2 separate regions of the Homo sapiens genome follow, and region 1 is linked to region 2. The links are chromatin contacts, found by Hi-C or POLR2A ChIA-PET in ENCODE. All regions are on one chromosome and are shown on one strand. Each heading gives the region's core, a stretch centred on a gene start or an enhancer-like site at or near the end of the contact. The rest is flanking DNA. Distances are from core to core; before and after follow the strand shown. Region 1 has its middle 22 kb from the start of LGALS3. Region 2 overlaps LINC01599 (long intergenic non-protein coding RNA 1599).

Region 1 (4,925 bases), core at 1,764-4,263, 5.0 Mb after region 2:
TTTCTTGAAGACTGCCAGGAGTGATTGTGAGGTCACTGGTGATTTGAATTTCATCTTTTTAATACATTTGATTTGAATTTTATATTTAAATATACTTGGATTTGATTTAAAAATTTTTTTTAACTATAATTAAAAACAGCCTAGGTATGGTGGCTCATGCCTATAATCCCAACACTTTGGGAGGCTGAGGTGGGAGGATCACTTGAGCCCAGGAGTTCAGGACCAGCCTGAGCAATGTAGGGAGTCCCTATCTCCATTATTTTTATTATTTTATTATTTTTATTTTTTAAAACTAGAGATGGGGGTCTCACTGTATTGGCCAGGCTGGTCTCAAACTCTTGGGCTCATGTGATCCTCCTGCCTCAGCCTCCCGAAGTGCTGGGATTATAGGAGTATGCCACTGCACCCAGCCTCCATTAAAAAAAATTTTTTTTCTTTAACCTGGTGGTTCATGCCTGTAATCCGAGTACTTGGGGAGGCCAAGGCGGGTGGATCACTTGCGGTCAGGAGTTCAAGACCAGCCTGGCCAACATGGTGAAATTCCTCTCTACTAAAAAAAAAAAAAAAATACAAAAATTAGCCAGGCATGGTGGCAGACACCTGTAATCCCAGCTACTTGGGAGGCTGAAGCAGGAGAATCACTTGAACCTGGGAGGCTTAAGAGACTCTGTCTCAAAAGAATAAACAAAAATGAAAATAAAAAAATTTAAAAACCTATAACTGAAAACACAATGTGTTGCTGTGCTAGGTACCAAATTATAATAATGCTGGCACATAACTTTTGCTGGCAGTCTTTTGAGCAAATCTTGGATTGAAGCTTTCTGGGCCCTTCCTTCTTTCCTCCCTGCCTCTCTCTCTGTCCCTCTCTCTTTCACTGACTCTTTCAGCTAACAGGACATTGAAGTATAATTAATCTACAGCAGAATGCACAATTCTTAAGCGTATAGCTCATGAATTTTCCCACATATATACTCCATATAATCACTACGTATAACAAGATATAGACAGTGTCCAACACTCTGGAAAGTTTCCTTGTGTCCCTTCCAAGTCAAGAGCACCGCCTCTTGTTACTATTCTTACTTCCATCATCAAAAATTACTGAGTTGTGCCACTGATTAGGAAGGTTAGGGGTCTGCCCTGGCCTTTTCTATCTGTTCCTGCGACAATGTTCCCGAGAAGACAACTGCTGCACAAGGCTCAGGATTTTTGGTTCATATTCTTGTCATGCCTCAGTTGTGCATTCACGAGCGATGTGTAACCCACCCTGAGGCTCTACTGCTTATGAAAAGTTTTGAGTATTTTGTGTTTTGTGTCCAACTTTTTATTTAGGACAAGAAATTTAATAGTCTTTTTTTGTTTGTTTGTTTGAGACAAGGTCTTCCTTGGTCACCCAGGCTGGAATGCAGTGGCACGATCTAGGCTCACTGCAGCCTCGACCTCCCAGGCTCAAGTGAGGTCAAGTACCTTCAGCCTCCCAAGTACCACATCCAGTTAATTTATAAACTTTTTTGCACAAAGTCTCACTATGTTGCCCAGGCTGATCTCAAACTTCTGGACTTAAGTGATTCTCTTGCCTTGGTCTCCCAAAGTGTTGGGATTACAGGCATAAGCCATGGCATCCAGCTTCAGTGGTCTTAATAATTCACTTTGAAAGTTAAAAAACGTTCTGGTATTCCTTTTCCAAATTGGATCAGTTTTAAGATGAGATAAATGACAAGGCAAGCTGTTTTTAAATATGTGTTTATCTTTTGCAACTAAAACAATATGAAGTAAATTAAATGCTGAGCTTGATAAAAGATTGCAATGGTTATGCCTGTATTATTTCAAATTTTGGTGTTCATCAAAATGGTAATTTTTCTCATAGATTGACTTTATGAGAAGTGAATGCTAAATGAATTTTAACTTAAATGTAGATTCATAAATTATTTCTTTTGTGTTTTTATCTTTTATTGTTTTTTGAGACAGAGTCTCACTCTGTTGCCCAGGCTGGAGTACAGTGGCTTGATCTCGGCTCACTACAACCTCCACCTCCTGGTTCAAGTGATTGTCCTGTCTCACCCTCCCCAGTAACTGGGATTACAGGCGCCCACCACCACACCCAGGTAATTCTTGTGTTTTTGTAGAGGTGGGGTCTCGCCATGTTGTCCAGGCCGGTCTGGAACTCCTGGCCTCAAGCGATCTGCCCGCCTCAGCCTCCCAAAGTGCTGGGGTTACAGGCGTGAGCCACTGCGCCCGGCCTCCTTGGTATTTTTATGTCTATTTTTTTAGATGGAGTCTCGCTCTGTCCCCCAGGCTGGAGTGCAGTGGCGCGATCAGCTCACTGCAACCTCCACCTCGCGGGTTCAAGCAATTCTCCTGCCTCAGCCTCCTGAGTAGCTGGGATTACAGACGTCCATCAACACGCCCAGCTAATTTTTGTATTTTTAGTAGAGATAGGGTTTCACCATGTTGGCCAGGCTGGTCTTGAACTGCCTACCTCAGGTGATCCACCCACCTTGGCCTCCCAAAGTGCTGGGATTACAGGCGTAAGCCACCTGCGCCTGGCCGGTATTTTTAAATTAGAGTTCTTCTAAGATTTATCTGAAAAAGTTACACTACTAAAAAATTTGCAACCCACACCCAAGGACATAATTTGTCTGGGCATAGAGACTTGATGGCACTTCAAGTAGCTGGATGAGCTTCTCTTAACATGCGATTTCTCTCAGGTTTACATTCTTCTTGACTGCCCTTGTTCCTTTCCTATTCTATTTGAAGCAAAATGGTTAACGTTCTTCCACTTTCACCAGGACAGCCCTATTTGCCCCTTCCTTGTCCTTGTTAGCCTGGTTTTATAAAGCCTCTTTTGCAGGGGTCGGAACAGTTAATAGCATTGGGGATTGTCGCTTGTTCCCTGTAGATGAAAAGTATTTTTCTATTGTTTAAAAAAAAATCGAGGTCATTCTCCAAAGTAATTTCCTGAAATAAAGCGTGGGAGGAAGTCATGGGCATGAGGATGAGTCATCAGGCAGCAGCACGAGGCTGCAGGCGTGAGCTGGGGAGCCCTGGCTCAGTCCTCCGCAGGCTTGGATCCCTGAGCGGAGCAGGCCACTGGGGCCTTCTGCCGTGAGAAGAGACCTACTGAGAGGCGGGGAGTGGGGGTGGGAGTGGTTGCTTCTGACCTGTAGGACAGTGGTCAGCGTGGGCGGGTGGAGGCACAGGAGAAGGCCGACAGGCCCTGGGTCCTAGGGCCACTCAGCTGCTGGAAAATGAAGTTCAGAGTTGTTTGGACTGTCTGAAGTAGGATAGAACCAGCCTTAGCCCTAGTTAGGTAACACATGGCAGAGGCACCTGAGCAAAGACGTGAGCTGGACCATGGGCTTCCTGGCAGGACTTCCACGGAGGAGGGCGAGGGGAGAGGAGCAAGGGAGCAGAAGGCAGCTTGCCGTCCACGAAGCCTCCTGAGGCCCCAGATGAGTCACCAGACAACAGCCTGTCTACTTAAAGCAACTGCTGGGCAACTGCTGAGTAGAACAGTCCCTAACCACATGAACACTGGGGAGGAGGTTCTGAAAGACGCTGCTGGGTGCAAGGTCCCTAACTAGGGTAATCCAATTTCACTCCAGGCTAACATGAGAAATTATGACTCCAGCAGCCAATCCTGTGGGCCGTGAGAGAGTGGGAGAGGGATTTTCCAGATATAAGTCCCACTAGAGCTTCTTTTTTTTTTTTTTTTTTGATACGGAGTCTCACTCTGTTATCCACGCTGGAGTGCAGTGGCACCATCTCGGCTCACTGCAAGCTCCGCCTCCCGGGTTCAAGCGATTCTGTTGCCCCAGCCTCCTGAGCAGATGGGACTACAGATGTGCACCACCATGCCCAGCTAATTTTTGTATTTTTAGTAGAGACAGGGTTTCACTATGTCGGCCAGGCTGGTCTCGAACTCCTGACCTCATGATTCTCCTGCCTTGGCCTCCTAAAGTGTTGGGATCACTGGCATAAGCCACAGCTTCCGGCTGAGTCCCACTAGAGCTTCTAAGAAGAAATTAGGGAAGCAGGATTATGAGAGGCCTGGTCCCACTCACAGTGTGCGACATCACTGATGACTATGCTTGGTTACCTGCCTTGTTATTTGCTACCTTTGTTATTGTCTATTTCTTGGTAATTAGTAGTACACTATAGTGATTAGGAGTGATCAAGAAGATGCCTGGCTTCATATTCCAACTTTGTCGTTTACTAACTGTGAACTTGGCCGAGTTTTTTTTTTTTTGCTTGTTTGTTTTGTTTTGAGACAGGATCTCTCTCTGTCACCCAGGCTGGAGTGCAGTGGCGTGATCTCAGCTCACTGCAACCTCCACCTCCTGGAATCAAGGGATCCTCCCACCTTAGCCTCCCAAGTAGCTGAGATACACGTGTGCACCATCACACCTGGCTAATTTTTGTATTTTTTGTAGAGATGGTGTTTCACCATGTTGCCCAGGCTGGTCTTGAAGCCCTGGGCTCAAGCCATCACCCACCTTGGCCTCCCAAAGTGCTGGGATTACAGGCATGAGCCACCTCCTGACCTCAGGTGATCCACCTGCCTCAGCCTCCCAAAGTGTTGGGATTACAGGCATGAGCCACTGTGGCCAGTCCAGTTTCAATTTCTTTATTTGTAAATTTGTAATAATGACAGGACTAGCTCTTAGCCAGAAGCAGCAGCTCTTGCCTGTAATCCCAGCACTTTGGGAAGTTGAGGTGGATGGATCACTTGAGGCCAAGAGTTTGAGATCAGCCTCAGCAACATGGCAAGACCCCCATCTCTACAAAAAATATAAAAAATTATCCAGGTGTGGTGGCACACACCTGTGGTCCTAGCTACTTAGGAGGCTGAGGTGGGAAGATCGCCTGAGCCCATGAATTCAAGGCTGCAGTGAGCTATGATCACACCACTGCACTCTAGCCTGGGT
Region 2 (5,017 bases), core at 600-3,099:
TCCCAAAGTGCTGGGATTATAGGCATGAGCCACAGCGCCCAGCCCTGTTAAATTTCTTGAATGTGATCACGGTATTGTGACTGTGGGGAAAATGTTCGCATTCTTAGGCAATACATGCAGAAATATGTAGGGGAGAAGTGTCATGGCATCAGCAACTTATTTTCAAATGGTTCAGAAAAAACACACATACATGAATATATAGGGAAAAAGAGAACATAACTGTCACTAAATGCTAATAACTGGTGAATCTAGGTGAAGGGTATGTAGGTATTCACTGAATTATTCTGTCAACTTCTTTGTAGTTGGATTTTTTTAAAACAAAAAGTTGGAGAACATGGAAAAGAATCCTGGTGGCCTGTGAAGGATGGATGGGGGCAGGGGGTGGACCTGGTTTGGGGACAGCTGTACTGGGAGCTCTGTCCCCTCAGGAAGTCTCTCTCCACCACTCATCATGGCTTCTCCCTGCAGCATGTCCCCTCGCTGCTGCAGGCAGGCTTTGCCAGGCTGCAGATGCATGGCCACAGGCCCCTCTGGATTCCCAGCCTTCCAGCAAGCATCTAGAGAGAAAAGAGCCTGCTGCAGCTAGAAAAACCCTGGGATCTAATGAGCTCAGCTTGGGTCATGTGCTCCTCCCAACTCCCACTCCTACCCCTGCCAACCACCCATTGGGTCAGACCCATGCACTCCAGGCACTGAGGGGAGAGCTAGGAGGGAGAATCAATCAGACTCGGGAGGGAGAGGGCAGAGCAGCAGAGGGTTAAGGATGAGCCAATGGTTTCTAACTAGGGGGACTAGGGAAGGCAGCCTTAACTGAAAGAGAATACAAGACAAGCCAGTTTGGGTGTTCTGTTTTGAACTCGATAAATTCAGAAGCTTTGCGAGGATCTAGGGGGAGAATCTCACAGATTGCTGGGAATACAAATCTGTAGCTCAAAAACGCATTGGCAGTGCCTGCTGCTTGATGAAGGCATGGGTGTGCGGGCTTCATCTGGAGAATGCGGAAGATTCCATCATGCCTAGCAGGCTAGCACGGAGCCCCCTCTCCTTGTAACCAGGCTCGTTGGCGACAGAGATCCTGGCAAATTATGAGGAAGTAGAAGCTGGGAGCCATTCAAAGTCATCACATCCACGTTTCTCTTCAGGGACTCAGCCAGGGCCGCTCCTGCTGCTTGTTCCAAGGCACACTGGGAGTTGTTGGGCAAATATTTGCACAACATTTAGGCCCTAAACCTGCAATGGCCTGAGCCCCTCCATGACAGAGCCTCCTACCCGGGTGCAGGCAGCTCTCTCAGCTTCTCCATCAAACCTAGCTACAGCAAGGGCTGTTGAGCCACTCCAAGCTCAAGTCTGGTTTTCCAGAAAAGATGTCCTGCCAAGAAATGTGTTACTGAAGAGGGAAAGGGAAATATAACCAAAGGCCAGGGTACTGGCACCTTTCTCCTGTCCTCTCCTGAAAACAGGGACCTCTGCTTCCTTTTGCCTTCTTGTTCTGTGTTCAGGAAAAGTTGTGTCTGTGGTTAATCTCTCGAGATCCGGAGGGAGTTGGAAATGGGTTTGAATTCCAGTTTCCCCATCCCCATCACTTCCTTGGGAGTCAGTGAAAGTCACTGAGGTAACACAGCAGAGCGCTCGGCATATGAGAAGCGTGAGCCAAATGTGAGCTGTTCTCTCCCAGGAGCGTGTCTGAATGGGGCTGGAGATGGACGCCTCCTTTCCTCATTTCTCTCAGACCTCCTGGGGTGGTTTCCTGTCACAGAACAGAAGCAATTGCCTCAAATCAGATACCCAAGGATGCTGCAGGGAGAAGAGGCTGGAAGAGGGTGGCTGGGGTTTCACTTGTGTAAGCCACACACCTAAAATAAGCCCCCGCAGGAGACTCTGGGAATTTCCTGTAATTTTCACTGTAAATGTCCTATTTATAAAGCTGAGTCACTGCAAGCCGTTGTTTCACAACCACCCAGCATGTGGAGACAGGCCGGCACAGGAAACAAGGAGCATACCCCAAAACGCAGGCCTCACTCATGGCCTTTGGGGGTTCCCTGGGGCCAGCCTGGGCCTGGCCGTTCAGCCCCTGTAAACACCTCCACAAACTCAGGATTTGGGTCACTGGGCCAGGCTTACGCTCTCATCCCCCATTAGCCCTTTTTCTGGCTTCTTTGCTCCAAAATAGTCTTTTTTTTTTTTTTTTTTTTTTTTTTGGTTATACATTTACAGGAAAAGTCTGGCTTCTTCGAGAGTTGCTTACAGACAGTGCCAGGCCTGTCCCCTCTGGAGACCTGAAGGGTCTGGCCTTAAGTAGGATCCAGGGCAACTCTCTGCTTTCCCACATGAATAGACCTGCCTGGATGCCTCTGCTCATCACCACCTCTATAAAACAAACAGATTCTCCCAGGACAGATTCCATACGTTCAGGGCTCAGGGTGCCTGAACCCAGAATTCATTAAAAGCAGTGAAGGGGCAAAAACGGGAGCAGATGTCAGCAAAGCACAACTGCACTTAGCAAGTTCACCTTTCCATCCAGAGTTCCTTGCAGGAGGGGCCAGGAGGGAACACAAAACCCTCCTCACTTCCTGATTTTACAATCACTCAGCTAGCGGCTACAATCAGGGTCACTAATCACAGCTGTTGAACCAGGCCGCCACATCCTGCCACCAGCAGCCCCGGAAGACACTGTGCAGAGCAGGAGGCAACCCTATGCCACTGGTTCTCTGGTGTGCAGAGAAGTCTCCAAATCAAAGAAACCTTAATGCTTAGTGACAGCTTCTCGTTAAACAAGGTAAACAGTGGTCCAGTGAAAACATTCTCAATGTTGCTGAGAATGTTTCCCTCAACACACTTCTTTTTGGGAGCCAGCTCAGAGGCCCAGCTCTGTGTGCCTTGTGGGTTCAGCTCTGATTTCTGGGAGCCCTGGGAATGTAGGAGGTTTGGACCCTGAGAAGTCCCTGGGCCGGCAGTGCTGTGTGTCAGTGTCAAGGCAGTGCAGTGGCATGGGGCAAGGCCTCTGTGAACTAGTCAGCGGGGAAGGGGCGGGAGGGCATTGCCAGGTGCCCAAGGCTATCTCCAGTGCCAGAGCTCCTCCCTCCCCGTCCCCACATTATGTGACCAAAGGTCTTTGGGTGTTGCTGCCGGATGGTGGGTCTTCTGGTCCAGCTGCTCTCTAACACCTGATGCCCTTTTATCACCCTCTGTCTCTCATACTTCCCAGGCCCCGGCCTGAGCCCCAACCCAGGCAAAGTCCCCTGAAGTCGCTATTCCTTTCCTTATTCTTTATTTTCATCGCCACATCTCTCTCTCTCTCTCTCACCCCCGTTACCAGAGAATTTAGGCTACCTTTTCTCCATCAGCATGGCCCGTGGCCCGACAGCAAATGTCTGAATGTGTGTGTGGTAGCTGGCACTCAGCTTCTCATGAGCTCCGTGATGTGAGCTCCATCTATGGAGGACACAGATGTTAGTGTCACAAAAACCCAGGCATTTTCAACTCCTGTCTAGTGAGTCACCCTTCCCCTAAGCCCCACCCCCACCTATCACAGAGATTAACTGGGGTTGGGGGAGGGTGCTTCTTACTGTAGCAGTAAAAAAACAAAGTAACCTGTCAATTTAGAAAAAACAGATTCAGGCCCAGTGCAGTGGCTCATGCCTGTAATCCCAGCACTGTGGGAAGCTGATATGGGCAGATTGCTTTGAACTCAGGAGTTCAAGACCAGCCTGGGCAACATGGCAAAACCCTACCTCTACAAAAAATTAGCCAGGCATCATGGCACATGTCTGTGGTCCCAGCTACTCCAAAGGCTGAGTGGGAGGATCAACTGAGCCCAGGAGGCAGAGGTTGCAGTGAACCAAAATCGTGCCACTGCATCCAGCCTAGGTGACAGAGACCCTGTCTCAAAAAAAGAAAAAGAAAAAACAGATTCAAACCAATTAGAACTCAGAAGGTTCAGCAAGTTCACCAGACACAAAATCTACCTGCAAAAATCAACAACATCTCTGTCCACCCACAATAACTGCTGAAAAATATTATTAAAAAGATACCATTTACAATAGCAGCAAGAATTACAAAATATATCTAGGTAATAGCCAAGAATACCCAAAACTTCTAAAAACATGTCTTAAATTCTAATAAGGAAACATAAAATGATCTGAATAAATAGAGTACATTCCACATTTTGGGTAGGATGACCTCATGTAAGATGACTTACTTTGGATGACATTTATAAAGACCTAGTTATATGAACAATGAACCTATAAATTTAATGCAATGCTAATCAAAATTCCAACTGGATTTCTTTTTGAGAAACTCAATGGAGAAATAATTAACTTTTACAAAGAAGAGTAGAGGGGAGACTTGCCCAATTACCTACACTACAAAATCAGAATAACAGTAGCAGTGCCAGCTCCGTGGCAGTCCAGTAGACTAGCAGAAAAGCATGGGTAGCTGGGCAACACACTCCGGTCCTTTAGGAACTACACAGAGAGAAAGTTAACCCAGCAAACACAGGTCCTCAGTGGGCTCAGCCACCAGTGGAGGTTTTGCTGGGATATTTTGCTACACTACTATCATTGCAACAAGTATACCTAAGGGATAACAAAACATGTGCCTCAAGGTCCCCGTGTGACTTAAAATGCACTACATCAAACTGGCTCTGTGGAAAGAACAGGACTTAACCGTTCAGCAGGCCTAACTCTCTGGAGCTGCCCCTGAAGTCCGCAGCAGCTACACGTCCTTCATGAGGCCAGATGTGCAAAGCCGGGCCCAGAAAGCTGAGGTAGGTCCCTGCACAAGGCCACAGGGCTTCCATCTCTCTCCACAGAAAACACATCGCAGAGCTCATGAGAAGCTAAGTGCCAGCTACCAGGAGTGCTGGAGGGTGAGCTGGAGGAGGTGGCCTTAGGTGGAGATGAAGGGACAGGAGTCCACAAAGCAGGCCCACTCTGAGTGTCCAGCAATGCTAGGTAAAATTCACAGGTGGAAATCCTAGGCCCCAGGGTGACGGTGTTTGGAGGTGGGGCTTTGGGAG

Evidence for each region. Hi-C counts contacts between places; a loop is a spot of excess contacts on that map. ChIA-PET counts read pairs that join two places held with the same protein, here RNA polymerase II (POLR2A). Pooled maps may share reads with other maps.
Region 1: a map with no recorded cell type shows a loop between it and region 2 (5-fold over the local background). The contact joins two enhancer-like sites. A Hi-C loop is called at or near these places in 1 of 37 single-sample maps with no recorded cell type and 2 of 50 pooled maps. POLR2A ChIA-PET finds 5 or more read pairs at or near these places in 1 of 52 experiments (AG04450).

Annotation. Positions count from the first base shown.
Region 1 is chr14:55,104,943-55,109,867 of GRCh38, forward strand. No RefSeq gene overlaps it. Among named protein-coding and RNA genes, the nearest start is that of LGALS3, 22 kb to the right of the region's middle. RefSeq lists enhancers at 2,372-3,571, 3,118-3,217. Within about 2 kb of position 3,014, at least 37 of the 41 ENCODE cell types and tissues checked have a DNase peak (open chromatin) inside an H3K27ac peak, as active enhancers do.
Region 2 is chr14:50,059,287-50,064,303 of GRCh38, forward strand. All of the region lies in intron 2 of LINC01599 (long intergenic non-protein coding RNA 1599), which reads right to left. Among named protein-coding and RNA genes, the nearest start is that of LINC01599, 43 kb to the right of the region's middle. RefSeq lists enhancers at 1,794-2,083, 2,284-2,463, 2,954-3,023, 3,494-3,703. Within about 2 kb of position 1,850, at least 35 of the 41 ENCODE cell types and tissues checked have a DNase peak (open chromatin) inside an H3K27ac peak, as active enhancers do.